2 separate regions of the Homo sapiens genome follow, and region 1 is linked to region 2. A link is an interaction called in ENCODE POLR2A ChIA-PET data of the cell type or tissue named here. Cell type or tissue: GM12878. All regions are shown on one strand. Links, peaks and the distances in the headings refer to the core of each region. The heading gives the core; the rest is flanking DNA. Region 1 overlaps PEAK1 (pseudopodium enriched atypical kinase 1). Region 2 overlaps PEAK1 (pseudopodium enriched atypical kinase 1).

Region 1 (5,384 bases), core at 250-5,249, 230 kb before region 2:
GATCCAGGGCTATAAACCTTGTTCAGTGCAGTAAGATCACTTTAATACTATTCTAATCTTGGAATGCAGTTATAAAGATAGATGATGGCCACAGAGTGCTACTTACAAACAGAAATGGTTCTTATGCAATCTTAAAAGATATAAAAAACTTAGCACCTGAAAATGTGTTAAAAAATTCCCATATTCTTCCAGTCTATTTTACATACCTGAGAATCTTTTTAGGAATCTGTGATGGAGAAGAATGACTCCTCTTCTTCTCTGAGTCCTGTAGTAATGCATTCTCTGCTCTACCCTTCTCCATGACTGCTGCCTGGTCTGTCCTAGCCTTGCTCTGATCCACACTGAGCTGGCCTTGAGCAGGGTCGCACCTGTACATGAAGACAATGGCTGGTTTCTCACTGGACTCTCCTTTCGCCTCTGTGAACCAGTGATGGCGCTGAACTGGAGGAGGAGGCAGCATGTGAATGACTGTGCCATCCAGGCCCACCAGTTTCCCTTTCTCTCGCTCTTTCTCTTTGTCATCCTCCTCATCTGTTTTCCGACGGCGGAAGAAGCTTTTAAATGATATCCAGCGCTTAGGTTTTGCATCAGCTGCCCGCCTGCTGCCTTCAGAGTGCAAAACTGATTCAGCTTCTGTTGACCTGGTAGGGCTGGTTGGCTTGGTCCAGTTGGTGAAATGCCTCTGCAAAAGGTTACCTGCATGGTAAGGAGAAGAAGTAGAGCGTGGCGGGGGAAAGGGAGCTGGTGGCTCACTTTGGGGGCTAGTCACTAATTTGGAGGGAGAGGGGGTGACTGGCTTTATGGATGGGTCTTTCTGTACTTTGGTGGTAGGACTGTCTGTGGTCTGAGGTGCTTCAGCCTCACCACTAGGCTGAGATGTAAAGAGAGATTTGGGCCGGACTGGCGTACTCTTAGGTGTGCTCTTAGCAACATCAGCATCTGGAGGAATGGCATAAAGCTCTTCCACACTGCAAGCTTTAGGGCCAGATTGAGGTGTTTCTGGAGGAGACTGTGGGGGTTGGATTGAAGCCACAATCTGAGAAAGCACTGTGCTTGCTTTCTCTCTGGTGCTGCTGCTGCCCACCATCTGAGACTCCTGAGTGCCTTCTATTTTGGCCACAGGCTCTTGAGTGGCTCTCTGGATCTTTGCTGGGGAGCTGTGGCTGGAACTATAGCTTCTCTGTGGTGAAGACTGACCTCTGTTGAGACAGTTGTTAAACTCTTGAACCTTCTGAGCCACTGAGCCCCTTTTATGCTCTGTGCTGTTTGAAAACCCTTTAGTTTGAAGACAGTCAGTGGTTTTGCTAGTGGTGTTATCAGGCACTTTGCTTTCTGTTTCTATTTCTTCATAAGTATGGCTTATTACACTTGTGGTTTTTTCCTTCACTGAGAGTTCTCCACTTGTTCCCAGAAAACTTTTGTAGATAGCTAGATTGTCATATGCATTTGGATTGATAACAATGGGAACTTTGATAGCATTTTTGGAACTCCGAGCATAAGTTGGCTCGTCATGAATGATAATTGGAAAAGGTGGCATACCAGCATTGTTATAACTATTAAATTTAATTTCAGACAAATTAGGTGACTTAACAGGGATGGTTTTGGAGGAAATGTTTGTAGCTGTGGGTGATGTAGGTGCTGATTTGTGACAGTTTTTCCTTGGAGGAACATTTGGTCCAGTTCCACTAGTAATTAGTTCTACTTTAGGTATCTTTTGTCGTGGACTGGTGCTAGAAGTCCATACTTCTTGGTATCGAATTGCACTGGATTTTTGGAAATGGGCACTTATTTGTCCTGGTGTCAATGAAGATGATGTAACTGGAGAGTTTGGAGTAGAGGATGAGCTTTTTGTCTTGGGGCTGTTAACAGGGCCCTCGAGGTGCTCACTGGCCATGGCTGCTGACACATCCACGACAGTATATGGCTTGCACAATGGCTGTTCCAGGTTCACAACTCGGTAAGGTTTTGCTTGCTCTTCTGTGGGGACAAGGTTTATGGTTACTGCTTGCCCAGCAACATCTGTAGAGGCTTTACTTTCTTCCTTCTCAGTTTGTACAGCAATCTTGCCATCTTTCTCTTCTAATCGGAGAGCAAGGACTGCTTTGTGGGTCTCTGGAACTTTTATTGAGCTTTTGGAAGCCTGTGATGAATCTTTATCCTGATTATTACTAGAGGGACTTTCATAATTGGGCTCAATTTCCTTCATGTCCTTAGAATCTCCTGGGTTACCAGGAGATAATCCCCCATTACAAATCTTCTGGGATAAACTACTGGCTGTCTCAGAACGTGATTCTTCTGTTAAAGAAGAATCTGGTGATGTGGAGTCAGATGACACCATGCTCTGAATGCTTCCTTGTCCATAAGAGACCACAGAATTTTCCTCATAACCATTCAGGATTTCATCATAGCTGTCATCATAGTCCACAGCACAGATTCTCTGCAGAGACTTGTTTCGCAGGGGGATGGTATTCCATTTTTTGTCCACAAAGAATCGAACAGGAGACAATGTGTTTGCTCTGAAGTTGGCAAAGCGAGGTTGCCCTCTCATGCGAATCTCCATGGCCAACAGCTCTTCATCACTCTCATCCCAACTCTCGTGCTCCTCCTCCATGTTACTGAAAAGTACATCCTCTTCACTCTCCTCGCCACTGGAAAACTCTGGGTAACAGAACCGGCCCCCTTCATTACTAATCACTTCTGTGCTCCCACTCAGAATAACATGCTTGCCCTGAGTTTCCTTTATCCCACCTATCATGCAACTTGGTGGAAGCTTTCTTTCCAATGATCGTTTATAGCAATCATTTATTCTTCCCAAGAATGTTTCTCTGGAGTTTGTTTCATTTCCTCTTATCTGAGGGGCAGTATCCAAGCCTGCTATCTCCTTTAACACTTCAGTTAGTCCATTATTGTTATCTGACATCTTCTTTGCACTATCATTATTGCCATAAGGCTTAGGAACATGGCTAATTCCTTCATCATCTTCATTATTATTGTTAAGTGGTTTCTGACTCAAGGCAGCTCTGTTTCGGTTCCACCCTATGATGACAGGTTTGTTCTCACAGTGTTCTTGGATGCTAAGCTCACCACATATACTTTGCCCATCTGCCACTATCATAGTGGGCTTCACAGCTATAGTGGGTTTTTTAGCCACAGGAGGCCGGAAATTGCCCGTGTTCCTGATGCGGTGGTTGTTACTGTGATTGGCATTAGTTTTCACATTGCCATGGGTGATGGGTGCCTTCTCAGGGTCTGGGGGAAGCTGGTGCAAACTTTTAGGTTTAAAGCAATTCTTGCATTCACCAGGTTTCCAAACATGTTCAGTAAAGGTGTTACAAGCAGACATTTTTAAAAATAGAACTTCACAGACAATGCTTTTCTTTCAGTGCATGACAAAACTTTCATCTGTTAGTTTTCACTTCCCCTATGTGTTACAGCAGCTCTTCTAAGAATGATCAATCTGTGGAGGGGAAAAGAAGACAAAAAATCTGAATGAAAAAGGCACTATGAGACTTACCATTATTAGTGACTTGAAAAAACTGACTCCATTCCTAAACTTTTCCTTAAATTAAAAGACTGAGAGCTAAACTAATTTGTGTACTTTGTAATTTCCCTTTAGCCAATCAGCATTTGGAAAGTGAGCTTTTTAACTATAATTTTATGCACTCTTATCTATCCATACATAATCTTCAGCTTGATGTCTCTGTTGCAATGATTCTGTGACCTTCCCTCCCAGAAATGCCTTTGATACCACTCCTTCTGTTATCCACCAATTTCTCTAACACTTCCCAGCCCATTATAGATTCCTCTTCTTCCACCTACCCTTGAATGTTTTAGACATTTCGTAGACTCCTCAAACTCAATGCATTGAAAATGAAGCTTCGGGGCTGGGTGCAGTGGCTCATGCCTGTAATCTCAGCATGTTGGGAGGCAGGCCAAGGTGGGAAGATCCCTTGAGCCCAGGAGTTCAAGACCAGCCTGGCTAACATGATAAAATCCCATCTCTAAAAAAAATATAAAAATTAGCTGGGTGTGGTAGCACACACCTATAGTTCCAGATACTCAGGAAGCTGAGGCAGGAGGATTGTTTGAGCCTGGGAGGTGGAGGTTGCAGTGAGCAGATTGTGCCACAGTACTTCAGCCTGGGTGACAGAGTGAGACCTTGTCTCAAAAAAAAAAAAAAAAAAAAGGCTGAAAAGGAGACCAGGGGCCAGATCATGCAAGGCCTTTTAGGCTTTTAAAGATTATAGAGTTTATCCTAAGAGCAGTGGGAAGCCACTGAAGGGTCTTGAATAGGGGAAACAACATAATCCAATTTGCATTTTAAAAAGACAGCTCTGACCAAAACCCATGAAATTCTTACGTATATAAGTCCAACAAAATATGTGTAAAATCTAGAATCTATATGAGCAAAACTATAAAACACTGATAGATGAAGGGGGGAAGAAGGGGGAAAGGTAAGCAAATTATAGCCCAGAGGCCAAATGTAGCTTATTCCTGTTTTTGTATCCCAAGGTTAAGGATGCTTTTTATGTTTTTAAATGGTTGGAAACAAATCAAAACGAGAATAATGTTCTGCAACAAGTGAAAATTATATGAAATTCTAAATTCAGTACCCACAAATAAAGCTCCATTGGAACGCCAGTCACACTCATTTGTTTACATACTCATTTGCCTATGGTGGCTTCTGTGCTACAATGGAGAGATGAGTAGCTATGAAATGTGTGACACACAGACTGTATGCTTCACTTTTACTGCTTTGTGGCACTCTACAAATTGCAGGATTTCCACTGGTGCATCTATCAGCTGTGTGAAATTACATTTTTCAAAGATAATACATAAAATTATAAAATAAAATTATGAAATACGTAAAATTTCATTACAGATATGAATTAATAGATGAACATTTGTAATCAATTTTGATGAGAGGAAGTACTAACTTTGAACCCCCATCAAGCACAATGTTATCCTCCCCAAAATGGAATTTCATTCTTCTCACTAGCAAACCTCTGTTATAAAATATTGTACCTAAATATATTTTGCCTTTTATCAAAAACATTTGCCAAAAAAAAAATGACAAGAGAATGAAGACAAACCCCAGAGTAGGAGAAATTATGTGAAACATTCATATCTGACAAAGGACTTTGTATTTGGAATATATAAAGAACTTTCAAAACTCAACAAAAAGAAAAACCCAATAAAAAACAGGTAAAAGATTTGAGCAGACACTTAACCAAATATATATGATTTTTGATCTTTTTTTTTGAGACAGGATCTCACTCTGTCACCCAGTCTGGTGTGTAGTGGTATGATCACAGCTCACTGCAGCCTCAACCTCCCTGGCTCAATCAAGCCTCTCACCTCAGCCTCTGGAGTAGCTGGGACTA
Region 2 (5,384 bases), core at 91-5,090:
GAGTAGATAAAGCATGATATATATATATATATATACACATATATATACACATATATACATATATACACACATATATACACATATACACACATATATACACATATATACACACATATACATATATACACATACACACACGTACACATATACACATATATACACACATATATACATATATACACATACATGCATAGATACACATATATACATATATACACATATATACACACACATATATACATATATACACATATATACATATAGACACATGTATACACATATATACATACACACACACACACACACACACACACACACACACCCTGGAATACTACTCAGCCATAAAAAAGAACAAAATAATGGCAGTGGCAGCAACCTGGATGGAATTGGAGACCATTATTCTAAGTGAAGTAACTCAGGAATGGAAAACCTGAGAACTTACAAGTTTTCACTTCTAAGTGGGAGCTAAGCTATGAGGATGCATAGGCATAAGAATGATAAAATGGACTTTGGGGACACAGGGGGAAGGGTGGGAGGGGGGTGAGGGGTACACATGGGGTACAGCGTACACTGCTTGGCGATGGGTGCACCAAAAATCTCAGAAATCACCACTAAAGAACTTATCTGTGTAACCAACCACCACCTGTTCCCTGAAAACCTATGAAATAAAAATTTAAAAAAAAAAACAGTCTAGGAATACTGCTGCAGAAACAGTTTTTCAAATGAAGTAGAGAACTGGCATTAGAAGATATTTTCTACTGTTTCTCCAATGCCTTAACTCTTCTTTCACACAAACCTCCACAATTAAAAAACTACTTCATACTCAAATAAAATCTACAAATATTGTAGCACGCCTAGAAAGAAGGCAGTTTTTCAGCATTTGAAATATTCAACTAATTATTCCAAAATATTTAAGAATTGAAGCAGGATGTGATGGCTCATGCCTGCAATCACAGCACTTTGGGAGGCTGAGGCGGGAGGATCACCTGAGCCCAGGAGTTTGCAATCATCCTGGGCAACACAGGGAAACTGTCTCCAAAAAATAATTTTAAAAATTAGCCGGATGTGGTGGCATGCCCCTGTGGTCCCAGTTACTCAGGAGGCTTAGGTGGGAGGATCGTTTGAGCCCGGGAGGTCAAGTCTGCAGTGAGCCATGATCATGCCACTGCACTCCAGCCTAAGTAACGGAGTGAGACCCCATCTCAAAAACAAACAAACACAAAAATATTTAAGAGTGGTACCATGGCATCTTCCCTTGCGATAACAAAACTGAATCTACTTTGAAAATTAAGAGGGGACCCTAACTTTAAACAATAAAAGTGCTCCTGTCAATGTGGGTGAAAGTATAAATGTACTGGGAAAATTAAAATCTTTATTTTTAAATGGAATATTTCTATCATCTTTTATATTATTTAGCACACACATGATACTATGCTTCAGGCATTATTTTAAGTACTTTTCAAATATGAGCTCATTAAAAACCCTCTGAGGTTGATGCTATCACTTCCCCCATTTTACACATAAGAAAACTAAGGCACCAGGAAAGAAAGTGATTTTCCCAAGTGGTAAAGATGAGATTCAGCTCCAGGCAGTCTGGGTCCCAAATCCATGTTCTTAACCACAATGTTGCTTACTCTCAGAAAGTAACATGCTCATGAAAGCCCAGTGTTTGACGCATAGTTAAGCATTTAATAAAAATCTGTTCAACAAATAAAAGAAAAAATGGAGATGGCAAAAAGCAGAAAACCCATTACTCACTGTCTCAACATATCATTATGAGTATAGTGGTATACTTTCTGTCAGTGTTTTTTCTTGTTCACAGAGGGATTTGTTTTCCTTTAACACTCAGCATATGCAATTTTGAGAAAATAAAAAACCTTAAGATACTAGCCTCTTAGCATTTTTAGAATAACAGTTAAAAACTGAACACTTGTATATATGCATGACATATATTCTAATTTCACCTCACAACCCCATAAAGTAAGTACAAGTATTATCCTTATTTTACAAATGAGGAAACTGAAGCACAGTTAAGAAACTAACATAAAGTCACATGGCCAGGAAGTGGCTGAGCTGGTAAATTCAAATCCAGGCAGTGTGACTTCTGAACTAGAATTCTTGACTATTCTTGGAGGGCAGGTTATGAGCTACTTGAAAGACAGTAATCGTGGTTTTTTTGTTTTGTTTTGTTTTTTGGTGTGTGTGTGTGTTTTTTTTTTTTTTAGACAGAGTTTCGCTCTTTTTGCCCAGGCTGGAGTGCAATGGCACGATCTTGGCTCACCATGATCTCGGCTCACTGGAACCTCTGCCTCCCAGGTTCAAGTTATTCTCCTGCCTCAGCCTCCTGAGTAGCTCCTCAGCCTCCCAAGTGATTCTCCTACCTCAGCCTCCCGGGATTACAGGCATGCGCCACCACGCCCAGCTAATTTTGTATTTTTAGTACAGATGGGCTTTCTCCATGTGGGTCAGGCTGGTCTCGAACTCTCGACCTCAGGTGATCTGCCTGCCTTGGCCTCCCAAAATGCTGGGATTACAGGTGTGAGCCATCGCACCCGTCTGTGATCATGTTTTTACAAAGTGGTATGATTTGTTTGGCTTGGCCTAAAATGAGGATGTTACCTTACAGATTTATTTTGTTTTACACTAACTCTGACTTAAACAATGAAAATTTTTAATATCTTCAGCTTTCTTGAACAAGCTAAATAAATCTTCATGTCTTAAATTTTATAAGGGTAAAGTACCTTATTGAAATCTTTCATTCAACAAATATTTGAATATCCACTACTTGTTAGGAACTGTGCTAATAAGATACAGTCTTTGCACTCAATGCATTGGCTCTTTCCACTCAGCATATAAATATGCTCAGATTTCTCACAACTAATAAATACAACACACTGGTCCATAAACCTGGATAATAGCTTTGTCGACTATTCGGAGGTAGAAATAAGAATGGAATCCTGCAATTACCTGCCCCCTATCCTACAAAGTAGATACACCTGTTATTTTTCTTGTAGTTCCTGAAGAGTGACTGACACTTAAATAATTACTAGATAGGTGCTATTTGCCTGCCTCATGCCATACTACCACCTCTTATCAGCTGGCAATGAAAGCCTACCTATTTTTAATGCAAAGGGGTTGAAATTAAAATGTTTTACTAAAACTTTGGTTTACCAGGCTACATGTTGTAATTATTTTTAAAATTCTAAAATTGTTATTTTGGGTTTGACTTTAATAACCAGATGATAAATGTGAATGTCTAAGACCACATGTGAAAGAAATAGTTAAAAAAAAAAAAAGGTGGGGCAAATTCACGGCAGATGGTAAGGCCAACCCTGCTTGATTTACAACCCTGCTTGTAAATGGAAACATTTGATTGTATGCAGTCTGAAGTTAAATCCTATTGATTGTGAAAAGGTAGCAGAGAGCCAAAAATTAAAAAGTCGAGGGCAGCAGAAACACTCCTCATCAGTTCACTGAGTGGCTTAATTGATAGCCAATGACTACAGGCACAATTAACAACCCAAGACCTAATAATGGAAAGGAAGTAAGAACAGAAACAACCTCCGAAACTAATGTTAACATATGGAGAAACTTCTACTGGTTGATAATTACTAGTGTGTACATAAAGCCTTGACAAGTTTCTTGACGCACACATGCTTACATCGGTGTTTAAATATAGCTGACACATATTTGAGTTCATAGTTTCTCATGTCCACATTCTCTAATAAGCTTCATTAGTACTTCATACCTTTTTTTTTAAATACAGTCTTGCGATGTCACCTAGGCTAGAGAGCAGTGGTGCGATCATAGCTCACTGCAGCCTTGAACTTCTGGACTCAAGTAATCCTCCTGCCTCAGCCACTTAAGTAGCTAAAACAGGCATGGGCCAGCACACCCAGCTAATACTTTTTTACTTTTTGTAAAGATGGGGGTTGGGGGTGGGTCTCACTACCCAGGCTGGTCTCAAATTCCTGGCCTCAAGTGATCCTCCCGCCTCATCCTCCAAAAGAGCTGAGATTACAGGCATGAGCCACCACACCCAGCCCCTAGTACTTTATATCTTTATCAGGTATGTGGCCTTCTACTGCTATTCTCTTTTTAAGTCTGTAATTTGTCTTATAAATTTATGGAGGGAGTGATGTTAACCCCAAACATAACTTGGTATCTTGCAAATAATAGGTATTAAGTGTTTATTAATGATATGAAATCCACCCTATAACCACACCTCAGCCCTTATCATTATGTGGAACTGCTCCTCCTTATCTCTCTGACTGGAATGCCCCATGGGCCAGTCCTTAAATTTCTTCTCTTCTCTAGCTACCCTCACTCCTCAGGTGATCTAATCTATACTGACAAGTCCCAAATGTAACCTGGACCATTCTTCTCTGAACTCTAGATTCCCATGTTCAACTGCTGACTTAATATCTCTATTACTTAGCATGTCTATTAGACATCTCAAAAACTTAACCAGTCTAGAACAGAACTCCTAAACTCTCCCCAAAAACCTGCTCTGCACCGTCCTCAAGTCTTCCTCATTTCTATTAATGACAACTCTATCCTTCCAGTTGCTCAAGTCAAAAACCTTGGAGTGATCCATTACTCTTTTCTTTTCACATTCTACAACCAATCCATCAGTAAATCTATCTGTATCAAAACATATCCAGTTAGAGTCACAGACAATCAGTATATTTATATTTTTATATACAGAAATACAGATTTTTACATAATTGTACATGGATACGTGGATTAGTATACATACATGCATTTCCTAGTTCTTTCCACTGAGAAAGTCTAGGAGCAATGATACTCCACAGCAATGAGCACACTTAGCATCCAGATCTTGGCTTCAAAATATCATCCTCCAATGAAAGGAACCAAGGTTCCTTAGAGAAATAATTGATTCTAGGGCTGAGGTAGGAAAAAAAAACAAGATGAACCTGAAGCATGTGGTAGTGTCAGAGAATAAAGAAGTGTGCATGTACATACGCATAAAAAAAGGATAGAAATATGCCAAAAAGACACAGAAGTAGACCTAAAAGAGATCCCAAGGGCCAAAACTGGAATAATTTGAGCAACAAAATAATGATAGCATTTAATTCTAACACTAAGAATAAAATAAATATCTATGAATTTGAACTGAGATAAATGATTAGATAGAAGGGAAAACCTTCCTTATAGAAGAATTCTAATTAATAAATGTAGAAAGAATGAGGAAAATTTAAAAAAGTACCTTCAGAAGCCACAGCAATAATTGCTGCAGGCAAGATCCACTAATGAATGCTAAAATTAGTGGGCAGAAACAGGATACTGGCAAAGCCTCAAAGTAGCTCTCTCAAAATATTTACCAATTACTGTGGTGGTTTTAATATATGTCCACAAATTCT

The links. ChIA-PET counts read pairs that join two places held together with the same protein. Peaks named below come from ENCODE experiments on the same cell type or tissue, not always from the same donor. Only the 100,000 strongest peaks of a DNase experiment are listed, where the experiment ranks them.
Region 1: POLR2A ChIA-PET joins it to region 2 with 17 read pairs; 4 of 35 experiments call an interaction of 5 or more read pairs at or near these places.

What each region holds. Positions count from the first base shown.
Region 1 is chr15:77,178,584-77,183,967 of GRCh38, forward strand. PEAK1 (pseudopodium enriched atypical kinase 1) reads right to left here. Exons shown (of 10, transcript NM_001385026.1): 7 at 207-3,457. The coding sequence starts at 3,343. Among named protein-coding and RNA genes, the nearest start is that of LINC00597, 44 kb to the right of the region's middle. RefSeq lists enhancers at 1,272-1,411, 3,253-3,342. In GM12878, for the core only: a CTCF peak has its summit at 1,204; DNase peaks (open chromatin) are centred at 1,258, 3,098, 3,248 and 4,660; H3K4me3 peaks cover 1,576 bases; H3K27ac peaks cover 4,636 bases.
Region 2 is chr15:77,407,867-77,413,250 of GRCh38, forward strand. All of the region lies in intron 1 of PEAK1 (pseudopodium enriched atypical kinase 1), which reads right to left. Among named protein-coding and RNA genes, the nearest start is that of PEAK1, 9.5 kb to the right of the region's middle. In GM12878, for the core only: no CTCF peak of the experiment used is centred there; DNase peaks (open chromatin) are centred at 2,095 and 3,573; H3K27ac peaks cover 512 bases.